Regions from separate parts of the Mus musculus genome. Here region 2 is linked to region 1. Evidence: chromatin loops called from intact Hi-C (ENCODE). Cell type or tissue: left cerebral cortex. All regions are shown on one strand. Links, peaks and the distances in the headings refer to the core of each region. The heading gives the core; the rest is flanking DNA.

Region 1 (9,578 bases), core at 1,498-6,497:
ACCATCTGCTGGGTCCTGAGTCTGGACTCAAGTATTTATTTGTCCATATATCTGAGTTGGGTCTCGCTGTGTTGCCTCCTTTGACCTCTAACTCCTGAGATCAAGCATTACCTGGGACTTCCGGGGGCCCCACCCTGGCTTCTGAGTTTGATCTAGAGAAAGAGTTCAGAATCGTAAAAAAAAGAACGGAAGGGCTTTCTATGTGCTCGAGAGCATGGAAGGCGCAAAGTGTCGATTCGAATCTATGATAAAGTGAACCATGAAGTTAGGAAAAGTGGGGTGCTGGCCACCCTGCTGAGATGCAGCAGCACCCCACCTCCCCAGGGGTTCTTTCAGACTTTTTTTTTAAGCAGGCTCTTAAGCCAGCCCCCTGAGATTCCAGAGTCTGCCTTAGACAGGAGTGGGATGAACGTGGGGGTGTGGGAAGCGCTCGTGGCTCACTGGAGAGGTTGTTGATTTACCCGGTATGTGACTGTGTATGACCAGGGTGAGCCAATGTCGGGTGCAAGGCTGCTTCCTGTGGCCAGTCTCCTGCCTCCACCCAAAGCTCCAAATGTGCCCTTTCCATGAGTCCCGCAGCACCGTCACTGCACACACCTGTGAAGATGGAGCAAACGATTGCCTTCACCTTTGACCTCCCGAGGCCTGGCACCCAGCGCGGTTCAGATGTGTCTGTAAGCCTTTCACATCAGTTTATTTCCATGCAATTTGATTCAAAGCAATTCTATTCAAGTCACATCAGCAGAGTTCAAGTTCTCAGTGAGCACACACACATACACACACACACACACACACACACACACACACACACACGCACACACACACACACAGAAGCCAGCATCTGAAAGCCAGCTGGGGGAATCCACCTGCCTCCGGATAACTCCCATTTGCATGAAGCATTACTCAGTTTGGGGCCTGGCTCACCTCCCCCGCCCCCAGGGTCTATGGACTGTGAAAAGGTGGAGTCACTCAACCCTTTATGAGGCCTCTTGTAAGCCCAGCCTGTAGACACTCATCAGTGAATATTTCTTCAAATGGTCATGGAAGCTGCTGAGTTATGTTCAGTCAAAGAGGTACGGGCTAGCTTACTTCACACAGAATCCTGTCTCCTGCCATCTTTGTCATGAAGCCATAGATGAGGAGGGGACATGAGAGCCCGCTGACCCAAGTGGCCCTAGAGCTGGGCCTGAGGTTTCCCCATTCCTGGCTGCTGGGGCTCCTCCCCTTCTACACACGAGCTGTAAGAGATGCCGGGTTTCCTGGGAACACTCCAGCCAGACACAAAACACAACAGCTGTTATTCATCAGCCAGAACGCCCTAGTGACACAGCCATTTCCAGCGGCGACTTCATAGAGGGCCCACGTGAGGGGTCTAGTCAAGCGGTTGGTGCTGTCCTAAATTTCATAAGCAGCAAGCTGGTGCAGAGAAGACATCCAGGCCGCAGGGGCCGCTGGTCTAAGCAACTTCCGGAAGCAGCTGAAGCAGACACATCTTGCACCTGAGACCACCGGATGGCTGAGCTGCAGGGTCTCCTCAGCGCGCCTCTCTCTTTCTGCGCCTGAAAGAGCAAACAAAGGGAGATGACCTGAGACACCGCTAGATGTGTCCGCAGCCACTTCCCCGGGGTCTGAAGCTGGTGAGACAGGGCGATGGGGCCTCGGGCCATCTTATTATAAAGGCGCCTTTATGCTGTGATGTAGCCAAACACTTCACCCATCAAAGAGACCGGGATTCTCCCCCGCCACGCTCTTCCTCCTAAGGAGAGTCAGATAAAAGGCTAAGCTGGGAGTTCAAAGTTATTAAAATTGGCCCCAGATTCTGAGTCCCTCCCAGAAAGAAGGCCTAACAAGCAGGCCTCTTCACTGAGATTTCATCAGAGCTTCCTGCTTCAAGAGGGACACGGTGTGAGAAACAAATGTTTTGCCATGCTGCGAGTAAAGCAGACAGACACAGAGCACTCATACCGAGAGGGAAGGAGCTTTGCTCCACAAACCAAATCAGCGCCATTTTCATTCCTGAGTTCCTTCAGCATGTTTTGAGCGCCCGCTGTTTGCATGATTTGAGCGCCCACTGTTTGCATGTTTTGAGCGCCTGCTGTTTGCCAGACTCCAGACGGGGAGCTGTCGTCGTTGTTGTCTAAGGAAACAAGGCATGGACATGACCTCCACTGTCAATGGCAGCGTACACACCTTCAGAACTCCGTGTGAATGAACCTGTGCCTGGGAGAGACACCTACCTTCATTATGAGGGAGGGAGTCCAAGACAGCTCCCTTGCAAAGTGACGAGAGGGGCTTGGGAGATGGCTCAGTACATAAAAGGCTTGCCACGCAAGTGTGAGGACTAAGATTTGCATCCCCAGAACCCACATAATGCTGGGTGGATTCAGAAGGGGCGAGAATAGCCATTAGGAGAGTGGGTCAAGTCTCTGACAGTGCCATGACCGGACCCCACCATCACCACTGAAGAACACTGGCCTCTGGCACATACTTTATAAGCATGCAGGAGCCCGGTGCAACCATGCACATTTGTGAGTATCCAGCAGCAGGCAGTGTGGCTGGCTGCATACACAAGAGCAAGACCCGAAGATAGCATGCCTGGAGATAGATGGAGCAAGGGAGGATGAGAGGAGCAAGCCTTTTAAATAGGACATGATATGTATAAAAAAACATGCCAAAGTGCTTTCAGTGACAGACACACAATCCCTGCTTATACTGGGAAGAAACAAAGTTACTGTGGGTCAGGCACTCAGATCAGATTTTTTTTGATCATGCTGCATTTTTTTTATTATTATTTGTTATATGTAAGTACACTGTAGCTGCCTTCAGACACACCAGAAGAGGATGCCAGATCTCATTACGGATAGTTGTGAGCCACCATGTGGCTGCTGGGATTTGAACTCAGGACCTTCAGAAGAGCAGTGCTCTTAACCTCTGAGCCATCTCTCCAGCCCATGCTGCATTTTTTTTTTAAAAGTGAGATAAGCTAAGAGATTTAGAAATCTCCATTTGATTAACTAGTAACCCTAGATGCTATTATCTGTCGTTGAAGGGTAAAGAGATAGGCAAGCCAAGTGAGGGGATCAGAGGAAGGTTGCGCAGGCAGTTAAGTGCGTGAATAGATTCAGGTAAGGCTTCATCCTGTGTGCTGAGCCATTCTATGGTACTGTCAACCAAGGAGTGGAAAGGACTGTTCTGCTCATTGCACGCCATCAGGACATAAAATAAGGCCCCCGTGTCAGGCAATGCGGAGGAGAGGCCAGCTTTCTTTGCTAAGCTTGCTGCTGTTGGGGGAGACAAAACGAGTCTAGAGAGTATTCGCTGAGTGTGGCTGGTTGCTCAATGTGCCCATGTGGGAGCACATTTATTACAGCGTTCATCTTCCTACTGACAATCCGTCCAAGAGCATTTCACGGATGTCTCGGTAAAGAAGTACTTTCCATTCTGCTGCGATGTGTAACTTGAAGTGGGGCCGTTATAGACACGCTGCGCCAAGGATCAACCCGAGTAAATAGGTGTGTTTAGGAGTGATGTCTTCCCAGGCTTCTCTGGCTTTCAGGCAATACCAAGGGGCTGGGAGGGAGGCTCCGAGAATGGGTGGTTCGGTCACCGCCATACCCTCCACGACCAGCAGAGGGCAGCAAAAACACACCCGTGCAGACTGGCTTCAAGGGAGTTTAGGGTAACTCCAAAAATGCTTTTAAATTATTTAACTTTATTATTACTACTGTGTGTGCATCGTAGTGTGTATACGATCAGAGGACAACGTTGTGAGGTCAGCTTTTCCTTCCACATCCAGTTCAGGTTGTCAGGCTTGGTGGCAAATGCCTTTACCTACTGAGCTATTCTGCCTGCCCGGCTATATTTATCAATCATTAGGAAGATCCTTGCAGTGGGGGATATAATCTCTTTAAAGTTACGAAGAAATCAAACAAACAAAATTCTCCACAGGTGAAAGTAAATATCTCCAATAAGAAAATTTTATATGCATTTGAAATGTATTCATCTTCTTCATGATTTTCAAAATTCACTTAATTATTAGTAACATCAGCTGATGGCTCTCAGTGGCAGCGATTGATCTGGTTGAAGGGGCTAACCTTCTACAGAGACTTTTCCAGGTCTCTTCTCTCTCCTTCTAATGCAGTCATAGCTGGTGAGCAGCTTGTGTTGTCTGTGAGAGGCAAATGGTTTTGCTTGGCACCATTTGGTAACGCCTGGTCATTATGCATGCAAGAAAGTATCTGTGCTTACAAGTCAGTCTCCGAACAAGTCTTTCATATCCAAGCTACAGCTGTCATGTTTTCACGCCTTTTACAGATCCACGTGATAATCTCGCAGGAAACGATTTCCAGCAACACTGTGCACTTGGCTGCCATTCTGTCTTGCTTGCTTGTCCCTCACAAACGTCAGCTGAGCAGCAGTCTTCAATTCCAGATGCCACTGGCTCTTTGCACAGACTCAAGGTGAGGCAGCCTGAGGTGTAGCCTGTGAACCTACAAACACCTCCTTGTGTTTTCAGTAGATAGTGACCAGGAGGTAATTTTGTTCTGGAGGGGCCAGGGGAGAAGAGCCTCAATACTGTGTGGAAGGCAGCAAAGTCACATGACTGCTTGGGACACACACACACACAAACCTGTGTTCCAATTGCAGTTTTTTGTAGCTTAAGAGTGGAAGGTTTTTTTTGCTTTTTTTTTTTATATCATGTTATCTTGTACTTATTAATTTCCTTATTTGCAAATGTATCACAGTGTGACTGTGTAAAGAATTCCTATCATCCGACACCTACTATTCAGGAACTGTTTCAAGACTCAGTCTGGTGACTTGGTTTTGGCTGGGCTAGGTGTACGATGTAGGGCCATGTGTGTTTGAGGCAACTGATCTACCACTGACCCACATCCCTCGTCTTTCAGCAGTTCTGATCCTAAAGCTCACATTTATTTCATAAGAGTGAAACAACATAAGGAACAGGGGATAAGAAGCCGACAAGGTTGTGTGACGCAAACGGCCAGGGAAGCATCCCGAGGTCAACTGCTAAGGCCCTGCTGCTGGAGTTGAGTGTTGGGGCTGGAAGATGGGGAGAGGCTGGAGAGGATGTGAGAGCAAGGCAGGGATGCTCTAACCTAGGCCCTGGTGCACCCTGCAGGCCACAGTGCAGCACCACATCCTCATGAGTGCCAGTGGAAAGGAAGTCCTCAGATATTCAGCAGGGCAGAGACAATGTCCTGACTTGGGTGGGACAGGAACGCACGCAGCACTGAACATGGAGGCTGGACCTCATGCTCTGAGCTCAGAGCAGAGGGGAGAACGGGGCGTTCAAAGTTCACAGTGAGGAAGCTGGGCCCTATAAAAATACCTGTAGAGCCTTCTGTAAATGGTTATCTGTCCTTCCAACAGGAAATACGATAACACAGTGTAAGCATTGCTTTTTTTTTTTAAACAGGAAAGCTTTCAGGATCACACTCATCTTTGGAGGCCCAGATAAATTCAACATTCATATTTATTGCTTTCATTATAAAATATAAGCACTTTACAAACATTTTGGAAAGGGGAAAAAAAACCCACCACCCTTGCTCAAAGACTGCGTCCACATTTTGGTTATATGTCGCTTTAGATTTAGCATTTAAAGGTTAATCTGAAATTTAACACTGTTCTAAGTGTTTGGTAAAAAAACATAGAAATACTGGTTCTTACAGACCTCTGTTTTTCTAATTCTCCAGAGCATGTTTTTCTTTCACAGAGAAGACCGAAAGCATTAGTGATAAAGCCACATTCTCCAAGCTTGCAGCCTCAAGATGAGTGGCCTTTCTGCGAGGCACATCAACAGCGTGACTTCGAAGAGCAGAGCTTGGATAGAGATCTAGGTTCAACGGCCTCAGCTGACAGAACAGTCAACTGGCTGGACCGTGTTTTGTGTGTGTGTGTGTGTGTGTGTGTGTGTGTGTGTGTGTGTGTGTGATTATTGGAAACCCAAACTCTTATTATCAGTGGGAACGGGAGGAGGGAAGGTCTTTGAAGCCTCATGTGTCTTTTGTGACCATGACCCGCAAAGTCAGCAGCCCAGCAGCACATGTGTGTTGGGGGACGGGGATGGAGCCCAGGGCCACACACATCCTGAACAAGCTCTCTACGTCTGAGCTCCATCCCTGGCTCTTTGAACAGTCTCATTTCATTGCCCAGGCTGGTCTTGAAATTCATTCTGCAGCTCAAGCAGGTCTACTAGTCACGACGCTCCTGCCTCAGCCTCCCAAGTCGCTGGGATTATCAAGTTTAGAATGAAATTCTTTTGTTAGTCGCCTTGATTCTATGACGTGTCTTTGTTATCTGAAATGGCAATATTTTTGTAAGTAGAGTATGCTACCTTTTAAAAACATAATTCTGAGCAAAATGATGATCGAATCTGCACTTCCTTTTTAGACAGGATCTCACTACATAGACCAGATCTCTCAAGAGATCTGCCCACCTCTACCTCCCAAGTGCTGGGGTTAAAGGCAGGCACCATCATACCTGGACTAGTTTTTTGTTTTTCTTTTTTTTTTCTGTTTAGTATTTTTAAGATGTCTTTGTGCGTCTCATCTCTCAGGACCCACCAGTCACACGGCTGGTACTCGAGAAAGTTCGTATATAGCCGAGATGCCTTCCCCATCAGCTGTTAACAGTGGGATGCACCTTGAGAACAGGGAGGAGTGTCAGGCTCACCAGATTTAGCACGGTCATCTTGACACTCGCGTGGAATGTGTATCAACGTTGCATGAGAACTACTGGTTCATTCCCTCTATTTTCACTGAAGAGACACACAAGATACCCAAACAACACCTTCAGACACATCACCGTGAAGACCCTCACACTGTAAGGCTCTCTAATAAATGAACCTGCCTGAGCCACCCTGCGTGAAACCACACATGGGGGAAGTGCTAAGTTAGAATAGCAGCTCCAGCTGAAGGGAACCGAGAAGAAAGTAGAGAGACCCAAAATTTAATGTTAAGTTGAAGCAGAACTAAGACCAGCTGTCACTCATTAATAGCGGCGGGATAAAAGGAAGTCGGGTGTCAATAAGCGACACCAGAGCTGGACAGAGGCCTCAGAGGACAGTAAACTTGCTATTGGCCCAGGGAAAAGAAAGACTAACGTGACACAGGCAGTTAGAATGGTCATGAAGGAAATAATTTACATCAGAGAACCAAGGACTGGAGTAAGCAAGCCCAGCACGGCAGAGTGGTGAGAAGAGCTGGAGCTAGCCCGGGCCAGCATCACCATCTCTGGCATGGACTTAGGGTTCATGGAAGCCAAAGAACTAAGTGAAGGTGGCCACACAATCCTAGGAGAGCAGGCTTGGCCAGCCAGGGAGAAATCAAAAGAAACATGAAAGACCACGAGCCTTGCGAGGGGAACGGAGGCAGCCAGAAGCACAGAGGACACTCTGACAAAAGAGAAGCTGACACAGAGAAGGATCTGTAGGACTTAAGTCCAGGCTTTCAAGAAGCAGACCAAGTGCCAGTGATGGAGAGGATGGGGGAGAGGAAGGGTTCAGCCACAAGGCTCAGCAGCTACGTGTTGTGCACTGGTGTTGGTCGGGACAAGTGCTCGGTCAGGAGCAAGAGCTTGATAATCCTACTCTGACTGACACCTTTATTTCTTGGTGCTGAGAACTGAACGCAGTCTTGTACGCTACGGCTAGTGCTCTAAACTCTGTATAGGCCATTCTTCAGTACTTCTCAGTCTCCTGTCTAAAATGCCTTCAGACTTCAAGAACCTCCTTCAACAAATTTAAGCTCTGGCTGGCTGGTTAGTTTAGTTTGATTTCTGAAAAGTCTCCTGTTTTTTTTTGTGGGTTTTTTTTTTTTTTTTTGAGACAGGGTTTCTCTGTGTAGCCCTAGCTATCTTGGAACTCACTCTGTAGACCAGGTTGGCCTCAAACTCACATAGACCAACCTGCCTTGCCTCCTAAGTGCCAGGATTAAAGGCATGTGCCACTGCCAGGTGCTGAAAGGAATTCTGAGAGGTAAGTTCATGGTTTTCTGAAGGCCAACAACTTCACTGGAAATATAACCGCTTTAAACATGCTGACAAAGAGCCACCAGCTTGTAAGCTGACTGTAAGACCTGCCCTGCCAGCCTTCTCCCTCTGGTTCATCACTAACCCACCAGACTAGGCACACTACATGCCCTTCCTACCTTTTCCCTTCTGTACTGGGGACTGAGCCTAGCGCACCCACGCTAGTCACCCACACACACTTAGCACTTTTACTCTTCTTCCAAGAAAGAACTGTCCTTGCATAGTTAGTGGACTGTATTCCTTCTCATCTACATCCACGAAGCACCCTGTCGCCCCTCCCTGTACTTCATGGGCAGTGCAACAGTACCACACATTCACAGGAGGAGCCACCAGTCACGGGTGGTTGTGTAAAAGACACACTGCATGCATCTGACTCCAGAAACACCTAACCACCCAGGGGGCAGAAGGCAACCCATCAGAGAAGAAACCAAAGTTGCCTCTAACTGCGACCCTGGAATCTGAACTCTGGTGCTATGTGGCCTCCCCCTCCCCTTTTCTAAGTACACAGTATTTTGAAACACCTCTTGATATTGCTGTACTGACTAGTGGTCTGTAGTTAACAGAACAAATAAAAAAGCAGAATTTCACATTCTCACTCAGCATATGAAGAACCTGATTGTGGATAAACTTTTCATTAGTGGTCATAGCTTTAGACCTAGGTGCCTTCTAGTTTCCACGGGGACAGATCACACCTCAACAGCTTTTCATTCAGCTTCATGGCTAATGAGTTCAATACTAGGAATTTTTATTCATCTTACAAGGAATTATTTCAACCATATATATATGAAGTGCTGTTCTGAACCACCCAATATGGGTGTTAGGAACTGACTCGGGTCCTCTTCAAGAGCACTAAACGCTCTCTGAGCCCTCTTTCCAGCCCCACCTAAGTATTTATGAACCATGCCAGTCCCCTGGCAAAAAATGACAAGTGAAAACGAGCCTGCATTTTCTAATGAGGGTATGTGAAAGCCAGAGGACAACCTTGGGTGACTGCCACCTTTGAGGCAGGGCTGGCCAACAAGTCCAGGGAGGCTCCTGGCCCCTCTACTTCCCCAGAACATGGTACACCTGGCATTTGCACATGGGTTCTGGAGACCAGCCCCAAATCCTCATGCTTGCAAGGACATTGTCAACCGAGCTACTACGCTCCCAGTCCTTGTCTTTTTTATTATATTTTATTTTGTCATGCTTAGTTGTTATCTTTTAAGGATTTATTTATTTATATGAGTACATTGTAGCTGTCTTCAGATACACCAGAAGAGGGCATCAGATTCTTTTATAGACAGTTGTGAGCCACCATGTGGTTGCTGGCAATTAAACTCAGGACCTTTGGAAGAGCAGTCAGTGCTCTTAACCACTGAGCCATCTCTCCAGCCTTCTGCCCCCCTCCCAAGTTCTTGTCTTGAACTCACTATATTCCAGGGTCTCACTATGTAGTTCTGGCTGGTCTAGAACACACCAAGTAGAGCAGGCTGACCTCAAACTAAGACTCACCTTGCCCTGTTGCTTCTTTAGGTAGGAACAGGTTT
Region 2 (9,578 bases), core at 1,708-6,707, 67 kb after region 1:
AGGGTTCAATTCCCAGCACCCAGATTGTAGTTCACAACAATTTATAACTCCAGTCCTGGGAGATATGACACCTTTTCTGGTCTTCTTGGGAACCGAATACATGTGTTATGCAGGCACACACATAAGAACTTCTTGAAAAATAAAGTTCACTACTCTAGATTTTAAAATGCCATTTTCCAACTTGGTATCACAGCAAATAGTGACTTGGCCAAAGTCAAGCCAATGTGTGTAGCTTCTATCTAATAATGTTCTGCAAAGCAAAGAAGTTCTACTATTTCCAAACTACTATCAGAAACTTTTTAGTTTTCACAAAATTTCTATTTATTGCTATTTCAACACACTAAGTCAAATCCAACATTGTACAGGTTTTCCTACCCCATACCTGTTGGGTTTAAATTTGTTTTGTTTTTAAGAGAGGGTCTTTCTCTGTAGCCTGGGCTGCCGTAAGTTCATGGCAATTCTCCTGCCTCAGCCTTCTGATTGCTGGAACTATGAGCTGCCCCCATGATATTCAGCCTCAGTTTCTGCTTTCATTTTGGTCTACCTTCATGACGTTAGACAAAAGTTGGAAACCTAGAGGCATGGTAGAAGTCCTAAATTATCTCCCATAGCTACTGTTATCCAACTCTGTCTGTTTTTCCCTTGTGTATTTGTCCATAATCCACGTGTTCATTCTAGCTCCTGTCCTCACTACTGATCTGTGTTTTGTTGTTGTTGTTTTTAAATATTATGTCTATGAGTACACTGTAGCTGTCTTCAGACACTCCAGAAGAGGGCGTCAGATCCCATTACAGATGGCTGTGAACCACCATGTGGTTGCTGGGAATTGAACTTAGGACCTCTGACAGAGCAGTCAATGCTCTTAAGCACTGAGCCATCTCTCCAGTCCTGATTTGTATTCTTATATTTTTGGTTGTGCACCTAGCTTTTAATGGCTGAGCTATCTATCGCTCCAGCCCCCTGATCTGTATTCTTATACACATCCATCAGGAGATAGGATATGTAGGTGTAGCCATAAAATCCAAATTCTTCTGTTTGTCCATGAGGCATTCAAACCCTACATCCACATCATTTACCCAGTACTACTCCGTACAAAGGGATGCTTTCTAACATCCCAGCCGTCTGACTGAGCCTGTGCCTCTCCTCGAACCTTCCAGAGTTGGCTTCCTGTTGCTATAACAAACAAACATAACCAAAACCAACTTGGAAGGGTTGTGGCTTCTACTTCTGGTTCACAGTTTATCACTGAGGGAACGCGGCAGAAACTCAAGTAGAACTGGAAAAGACCACTGCTTATTGGTTTGCTCATCTACCTTTTTAAAAACAACCCAGGCCCATCAACCCAGGAATGGCCCAGACCACAGTGGGCTGGACCCTCCAGCAACAATACATGATTAAGAAATTGCCCCACAGAAATGCCCACAGGGCAGTTTGATGGAGAGCCCCCAGATCGAGCTTTCCTTTCCCCATGTGACTCAAATAGTGTATGAAGCTGGCAAAAGCCAGCGCACCAACTGTCTAGCTTTACAGTCTCTGTGATGGTATATTTGCGTTGCTCTCTCATAAGTCACCACTGTCTACTGTTCAGTCTTAAGCTGCAAGGGTGTCACTAACTTTCCATATCCACATTGTAATTGTCCAGCAAGGAGTCTAGAGTTTCTCAATACTTCCTGCACACACACCAGTCCTGTTCCATGCCAGCTCTCTTCTTTCTTGGGCCTAATTTTCCTATTAGATGTAATTATGTATGTGCATGTATTTGTATGTCTGTGCATGTCTGTGCTTGTGATTCAAGGAGTCCTGGGAAGCCAGTGGTGTCCCCAGTGGTGTCCGAGCTGGAGTTACAGGAAGAGGGGGGTCACCTGACCTGAGCACTGGGAACCAGACTCCAGTCCTTTGTCTGAGCAGTATGCACTTTCCCAGCTGCACCCACATCTCTAGCCCCTGATTTTCCTATTTACAGTCTTCTCTTTTTACATCTAGTGGGATAGATTAGTTCATGGCTTTTAAAACTTTTCCTACTCACTATGTAAAGTTTACATGCACATAAAGTAGAATTACAAACAAAACACTTACTGATAATAAATTATACAGAAATTTATTTTAAAATTCTTTTGATATACATATAATTTTACTACCTGTTAAATAGGAAAGCAAATTTACATACTAATTAGATGTGTTTATCTGACATAATACCATCCAAAGATATACTATTTTAATATTTATCTGCTGAGAAATGGAACCAGGAAAACATTAGGTCTGCTTTCTGTAATGAAACGATTATTTCTGTAAGACCAGAAAACTGCAATGTACAGTAAAAAAAACTCTGCAGTTCATAATGAGAAGTCCAAAGCCTTGGGAATAAAATTTTCATTTCCTGGGAGGCACACTGGGTTCCCCAGGAGTTGCTGACAATGGGCCTTCAGTCAGATGGCCCTGACTTAGGGAGGCTAAGTCTGGAACTGCTGGAGGCCACCTAGCTGGAGGAGATAACAAGGCCAGAACAGAGCTGGTTTCCAAAATTCTTTGGTCTCAGCAATTACAATGAAACTAGGTTAACAACCAATCAGAATTGTACTAATGTTACTGCGTTGCCCCCCTATTGGAGGTTACCTAATCCTTCTGGAAAATTCTCTTAGCCCTCCATTAAAGGGGTCCATGAGCCCCTCAGGTGGTTGCCGTTTTGATAAATGGTTGGCCCCTGAATGCTGGTAATTTCTTCAGTAAACACTCTTCTTGCCTGTGCATCCTATTTGAGTCTGGGGTCTTCCTTCAGCTATTCTTGGACCCTAACAGGAACATATAAGTTTCAAATCTGAACAGAGGTATTTCAGGCAGTTTGCTGCTGTGAGTTGGTATAGTGGTGAGAACAGTGAAAGCTGTGTGAAGTTATCATGGGTGAATATTGCCCGAAATTTGTCAGATTCACCCCACCGTTTAAATTATGAATCAAGTTTTGGGTGTGGAGAATTTATCATGACTCTCCCCACCCCATTATGGGGCCATGATCTTTAGTTAAGAAACTCTGGTCTACACAGTTAAAACACAGGCTGAAAATACCCCCCATTCTAGTGGCATATTATCAGATTGTCTCAGTCTATCCTTAGTACCTGTCTGCCTGGATGACTTTGTTAGATTACTTATTTACTGAAGACGTTTTCAAATCGATGTCATCATTTGGTAAACTGTAAAAAACCAAGTAGGCTAAGGAAGCTAGGCAGGGCTGCTGGAGGACTCAACCTTGGGCTCACCTTTCCCGTCCTGCAAATAAACACTACCTGTTCGATGACAGGGATGTGTTAGTGCCTTAAATCACTTTCCAAACGCAAAATGTTTCTTTTCCATGGGCCTGTGACTTGCAACTACACTTTAAAAAATGTATGTGCCTGTTTAGTATACCCGTGCCATGTGTGTGTAGGATCCTCTGGAACCGGAATTATAGTAGTTGTGACTGGCCCAACCAGGTGCTGAACCAAGCCACCACCACCCAGGCTTGGTTAGCCATTCTACCTAAATCCATTGTTTGTTTGTTTGTTTTTTTTTTTCTTTTCTTTTTCTTCTTCTTCGAGGAAACAGGGTCTCTCTGTGTAGCCCCTCCTGTCAACAGGTTGGCCTCAAACTCAAGAGATCCGCCTGCCTCTGCCTCCCAAGGGATGGGATTAAAGGCGTGTGCCACCACCGCTCGGCTTGAGTTAAAACCGTTTGAAGATAATGAGGGCTTGTGAGATGGCTGAACAGGAAAAAGCGCGGACGACCAGAGTTCGGTTCCCGGAGCCCAAGGTGGAAGGAGTAAGCCCTCAAGTTATTCTCTGAACTTCACTCACGGAGCACGCATACACAAGCGCGCGCTAGATAATACTTAACATTTTAACATTTAATAAAGGCAGAAAGAGGTGTCACAAGAGTTCCTGCCAAACGCAAAAAAAAACCTTGAACTTCCCAACTTAAAAAAAAAAAAACAACAAAAACCAACCACTTGTATCATTGCATCTCAAAACAACGCACCAACGTTTCTAGAGAGCAAAAGTGTGCTCACTTCCATGATCCATCGAGCTTCTGTGACTCAGGCTAAGGATTCCGGGTTTCCTCCCGGCACACCGGCTCCGCGGGAGGGAGAACACCTTCCAACCGTCCCCACCGAGGGCACCAACTGGTGCGTCGCAGGGCGCTCGAACGCCCCAGTGTGACGTCCTCCGGACCGCACCTGGGTCCAGAGGAAGAAGGTCAGAGGACGCAAGTCTTCAGGAGCAGCCGGAGGAAAAAAAAAACAGGCTGACTTCCTATGACCGTAAACGCCATGGTGGAGCAAGAACGAAAGGCTGGGGAGCAACAAGAGCTACACATCCCACGCTACAAACAACGCACCACGCCCACTTCACATCGCGGATTGGTCTTTCCCGGCCACCGTCACGCGCATGCTCCCTGAGGGCACTAGGGTTTGGAGAGGCCCTGCTGGTGGCATACTTCCGGCGTTGCACTTCCGGCCTGTTGGTGGCCGCGTTTGCCGAAACCCTGTATCCTGACACCCCGGTGGCGCCTGGTCGTTGCCTTCTTGGGCCTGGCGGTTGCCGAGGGATTTGAGGGGCGGGAATCGCGGAGACGCGTTTGGATCCTCTAGGTGGGAAGCAGGCTCTTCCGATCGCGGCCTCAGGGGCGCCGAAGGCTCACACCCCTAGCCATGGACTGCAGTCTGGACAGGATGGCTTCGGTGGTCCCCGGGCAATTTGACGACGCGGATTCCTCAGACAGGTAGGCGGCCGGTGGTGACACAGGGACTCCTCCGATTCCGCCAGCTCCACATTGGGCTCGGGGAGCTGACAGCTGACGGCTTTGGATTTTTCTCGGGGTGAGCAGCTTGTGAAAGCTACCTACCTGTCAGTGGGTCCCGGGACGTTTAGCAGAGAAGCAAGAGTTGGGGACCACTGAGGAAGGTGGGCCTTTTTTTTTTCCTTTCTTTTCTTCATACAGGCTTCCATACACAGTGAGCAAAAGTTTTACCTCTGCGAGTATGATGAACAAGACAAATCAAGTCACTACTGTCTTTTTGGAAAGGAGGGCAAACCAAGAGGCTAGCACCTACAGCGTAGCGGAGAGAATTGAGGCAAAAAAGGGAGGCCAGCCAGGTCGAGCCTTCCAAGTGACTGTGAGGAGTTAAGATCCTGTTCAGGTCTTACAGGCCAGAGGAGGGCTTTTGCAGCGACAGAGCATCCGTCATTTGATTTATGAATTAAAGGAACTGGTGAGTCATGTAGAAGATGTTCGTAGAGAGGAGTGGAGCAGAGAATCAGTAAATAAATAAATAACCAGCTTCAAACCGGATGGCTCCTAGAGCTGCTGTCGTAGAACGACTTCGAGGTAGCAGTGTTGAGGTTTTGTGGTGAAATTGGATGTGAGGTCCAAAAGCAAGCAGTGACGGAAAACTTCCCGTTCAAAAGAAAAGAGAATTTACACATAGCCATTTTGAAACAACAAAGAGTTTTGCGTACCTTATAGTCAGGAAGATTTTATTCATCAATTGTGAGCGGTTGTGATAAGTATATATATTGACCACTCTGTGTGTCAGATCGAGTGGTAGGGAAATATTGGTGACTACCGTTTTGATTGCCACAGGGGTTGGCCTCTGCTAGGGGAGATAGATATTCACACGAGGTAAATTATTTGAATTAAAATTGGTGAATAGTACAAAGGAAAAAAATGAGTGATCAATAACATATGGTAAATAGAGGGTAAGTAGGGCTTAGCCGGAGATGTTGGAGATTTCCAGCCTTCCACTGAGGAATGGGCACATCATCTCAGAGAAATCCTTACGGAAGCGTTTAAGTGGGAAGAAGGGACAAGCTTACTTTGCCCACAGGCCCCATACACGCAGGATATTGTGAGACTGCACCCATGGTCCTCTGCTGGATCTGATTTTGCCATTGCACCAATCCAGAGACATTTTTATATGTCACACCTGGGCTGAGACACTAGTGGTATCTGGTAGGTAGTTCCGCATAAGACAACCTCACAGCAGAGGATTGACTAGTTGAGAGCATTCACATAGTTGTGCCTTTAACATACCTGTCTAGATTATTAGATTTGTAAGTGAAGAGTAATTTATGTATGATACTTATGAAGCCCTAGTAAACTGCAGCTATCAAATGATAGTCTCCTTCCTACTCATGCCCGTGGGCATTTAAAGCCCTGTGGGCTGTAGCCAATTAATAAATTGGAGTTGACGACTGAACTTATTTAAGACCCATTGGGGGCCAGGTGTGGTGGTACAGCGTCTTTAATCCCAGCACTCTAGAAGCAGAAGCATCTGATATTGATGATTTCAAGGTCAGCTCTAGCTTCATAGTGTCTTCAGGGCAGCCAGACCCAACAGGGAGCTCTGTCTCAAACAAGACTAAACAACAAAGGGGAAGGGGGTGGGAGAGGCGGGGCGGCCTGAGGTGCTGGGGATTAGGTCTGTGGCAGAGTGATTACCTAGAGAGGGAAAGGCTCTGGGTCCTCAGAACTAGAAGAAAAAAAAATGGCTCTTTTTATGGTCAGGTGAGGTACACACATCTTTAATCTTAGCACCTGGGACACAGAGGCAGGAAAGGTCAAAGCTAGCAACACTGAATTGAATTTTATTGAATTTGGTGGTAAATATGTTTTGTTTGGAATGTACAATGTTTTAAAAAAAATTGAACCTGGCAATTATGTGAAAAAAATTACATAAATATTGAGTGTTTTAGCTTCTTGAAAAACTAGGAAGATCAGTAACAACAGGGTCTGCATCTTTTGTGAACCTCTCCTCCCTTTGGCTGTACTTTTGTCTCTCTAGACCACTTCTCTTGATAGTCCCCCCTTGTTGTCCTATACTTGGCCCACTTCACTGTGTAGTCTTGGGCCTCTCCATCACTGCTTCCTTTTATAAATAAAGGTGATTTGGAGTTATTTGTGTCTTAGGAGTGTCTTGCTACGGCTCCTGGTATTACAGAGAGTTAAGGAAAGGCAAATTTTGATACACACACCCCTGAAAGTAGGTGTATGAATGATTTGACTAGAGTCTGGTCTTGTGCACTAGTCAGAGTCAGTTCATTTACCCAAGATGATAGTGTAAATTCTAACTTGACTTAAGGCAAAAGCAAAGCCAACACCCACTGACGGTACACGGACGTGGAGAATAAAGCATTGCTGCAGATGAGGAGACAGAGAACTTGATGTTAAGAAGACGGAGCAGATTGGGGAACGTAAGGTGTGTATGTGTGTGTTTTTCCCTTTGGAGGATGGATAAACATGCCAGAACATTCTTGTTCCTAGTGAAAACAAAGAACTGCAGCCAATCCATGCAGAAGATGGCGGCGTTCTACTTAAAAGCCTCCAGAATGCTGCAGCAGAGGTGAAGGGCGACGCTGAGACCGATGAGGAAGACGACTATGATGATGATGATGATTGGTACTTGGACGATGCAACTGGAAAACTCACCAAGGGTTGTACCTGGAATGGCGGCAGTAACTATCAGGTGTGTAAGGAATTCTGTAAATCTGTGTTATCTGCTTGTCTGTGTTCCAGTGTGTGTGTGGGGGGAGAGGGGGACAGGCCGGGTGTCTTCCTCAACAGTTCTCCACTTCATCTTTTCTTTATGTGTGTGGATGTGTCTGTGTGAGTGTATACACATGTGTGTGCACATACCTGTGCGCATGTGGGGAAGGCAGAAGTGGATACCAAGTCCCTCCCTTGGAGCTGGAGTTACAGATAAATAACTAAACAGGGATCCACAACATCTAAGCAGGTTCTTATGTGTGTGCTGGGATCCAGTTCCAGTCCTGACATCACTGAGCCTGAAGCTCACTGTTTAGCCAGCCACTGGCTCATGTCTTCCAGACACCCTTCTCTCTCTCATCTGCCCCAGTGCTGGGATCACAGATGTTTGCCACTGAGTTTGCCTTTTTATGTGGGTGCTGAGGACTGAACTTAGTTCTCAGACTTGAATGAGAATAATTTATGGGCTGAGCCATCTTTCCAGGCCATGTAGTTTTTTAAAAAGGCTTTGTGATTCTGTAGGATATATTGTCTTAGAGCCCTGGCTTTTACTGATTTTTTTTCTTTCTTTGTGCTTTTCATATTTCTCATAATTTCTTGTATTTGGATTCTTTCAATAATCAGTAAATGTTAATAGTTACTGAAGTGTCATAAGATGAATGAACTTAAAAATATACAAAGGAAAAGCCACAACTAAACTATTAACTGTAGACCATTTATGGAACAGAAATGGGGCTGGGAATGTAGCTCAATAGTAAAGCATTTGGCTGGCGTACAAAAGATTCTGGGGTCTGTTCCTGGCTTCCCAGCACAGCAGGGGGAAAAATATTGAAACTCATTGGTAACTAGAGAAGTGTAGCTGAGCTGGTGGTACAGTACTGTAGCCCCAGCTACCTGTGAAGAAGAGGTTTAGAAGGATCCCAAGTTCAAGGCCAGCCTGGAATACAAAGTAAGTTTTGGTAACTCCTATACTAAGTCACTGGTGAGACTGGATAATTTCATCATGGACTGTGTTACACTGTATATATATATATAGTACTGTTGGCTACTGTAACTGTTTGTTCCTGGTGATTATAATAATTGGGCACACAGTGCATTTGTGGAGCACTTGCCTACCATGTATCCTAGGAGTCCAGTCAGTCAGTCTGGCATGGATGTGATACGGTCTGACTTTTACCTATTGTGGTGCTAAGAGTCAAACCCAAGGCCTTTACATACTAGGCAAGTACTACTGCTCTGTATCTCAAAGCCAAGTTATTTTAAAAGTTAAAGAGGCTGAGGAGATAGCTCAGTGGGTTAGAGCACATGTTGCTCTTGCTAAGGACCTGGGTTCAATTCCCACCACCTCCATGGCAGCTCACTATCATCTGTAACTCCAGTTGCATGGGATCCAATGCTCTCTTATGGCATCTATGGGCACTAGACACCATGTGGTGCACATCCATTCATGCAGGCAAAACCTTCATAAAATAAATTCAGATAACTAATTCTAAAACAAAGTTCATGTTAAATTTAGTAGAAAATCTCTTTAAGTTCTTTACAGATAAGATAACCAAGCCTCAGAGTTTCATGCAAGAGGGAATCAGCAATTGTTTTGTACTAGTTTAAACACTTTTTTTCTCCTCCCTGAGACAGGGTTTTCCTGTGTATGTCTGTGCTACCCTGAAACTCAATCCATAGACCAGGCTAGTCTTGAACTCAGCGATTTACCTGTCTCTGTTGGGATTGAAGGCATGTACCAATACCACCTGGCTAAGCGCCTGTCTTTGAAATCTGTATTGCATTCGCTATGAGTTTTGGGTATTGCTTCTGCTTCTCTTTGGTGTTACTTACGGTTGTACAGGACACCAGTGTAAGTGCTGAACCTTGTTCGTACTTACTTTCCCCACTCCTTTTCTTGAAGTGTCAGGCTTAAAATACACAGTTAAGAATGAATTTAAGGGGGGCCTGGAGTGATGGCTCAGACATTAAGAGCACTGACTGCTCTGCCAAAGGTCCTGAGTTCACTTCCCAGCAACCACATGGTGGCTCACAACCATCTGTAAAGGGATCTAATGCCTTCTTGT

Evidence for each region. Hi-C counts contacts between places; a loop is a spot of excess contacts. Peaks named below come from ENCODE experiments on the same cell type or tissue, not always from the same donor. Only the 100,000 strongest peaks of a DNase experiment are listed, where the experiment ranks them.
Region 2: it touches region 1 in a loop (2.4-fold over the local background); 6 of 42 quality-filtered maps call a loop at or near these places.

What each region holds. Positions count from the first base shown.
Region 1 is chr13:37,965,925-37,975,502 of GRCm38, forward strand. Ssr1 (signal sequence receptor, alpha) reads right to left here. Exons shown (of 8, transcript NM_025965.4): 8 at 5,477-9,578. Gm52041 (a long non-coding RNA gene) reads left to right here and starts at 354. Exons shown (of 2, transcript XR_003950625.1): 1 at 354-3,512; 2 at 4,315-8,618. In left cerebral cortex, for the core only: CTCF peaks have their summits at 3,634 (motif pointing right) and 5,129 (motif pointing left); DNase peaks (open chromatin) are centred at 3,617 and 4,294.
Region 2 is chr13:38,032,783-38,042,360 of GRCm38, forward strand. It overlaps Cage1 (cancer antigen 1), which reads right to left and starts at 4,155. Exons shown (of 13, transcript NM_027724.2): 1 at 4,037-4,155. Riok1 (RIO kinase 1) reads left to right here and starts at 4,207. Exons shown (of 17, transcript NM_024242.3): 1 at 4,207-4,749; 2 at 7,291-7,492. The coding sequence starts at 4,679. In left cerebral cortex, for the core only: a CTCF peak has its summit at 4,497; a DNase peak (open chromatin) is centred at 4,401; H3K4me3 peaks cover 2,269 bases; H3K27ac peaks cover 1,205 bases.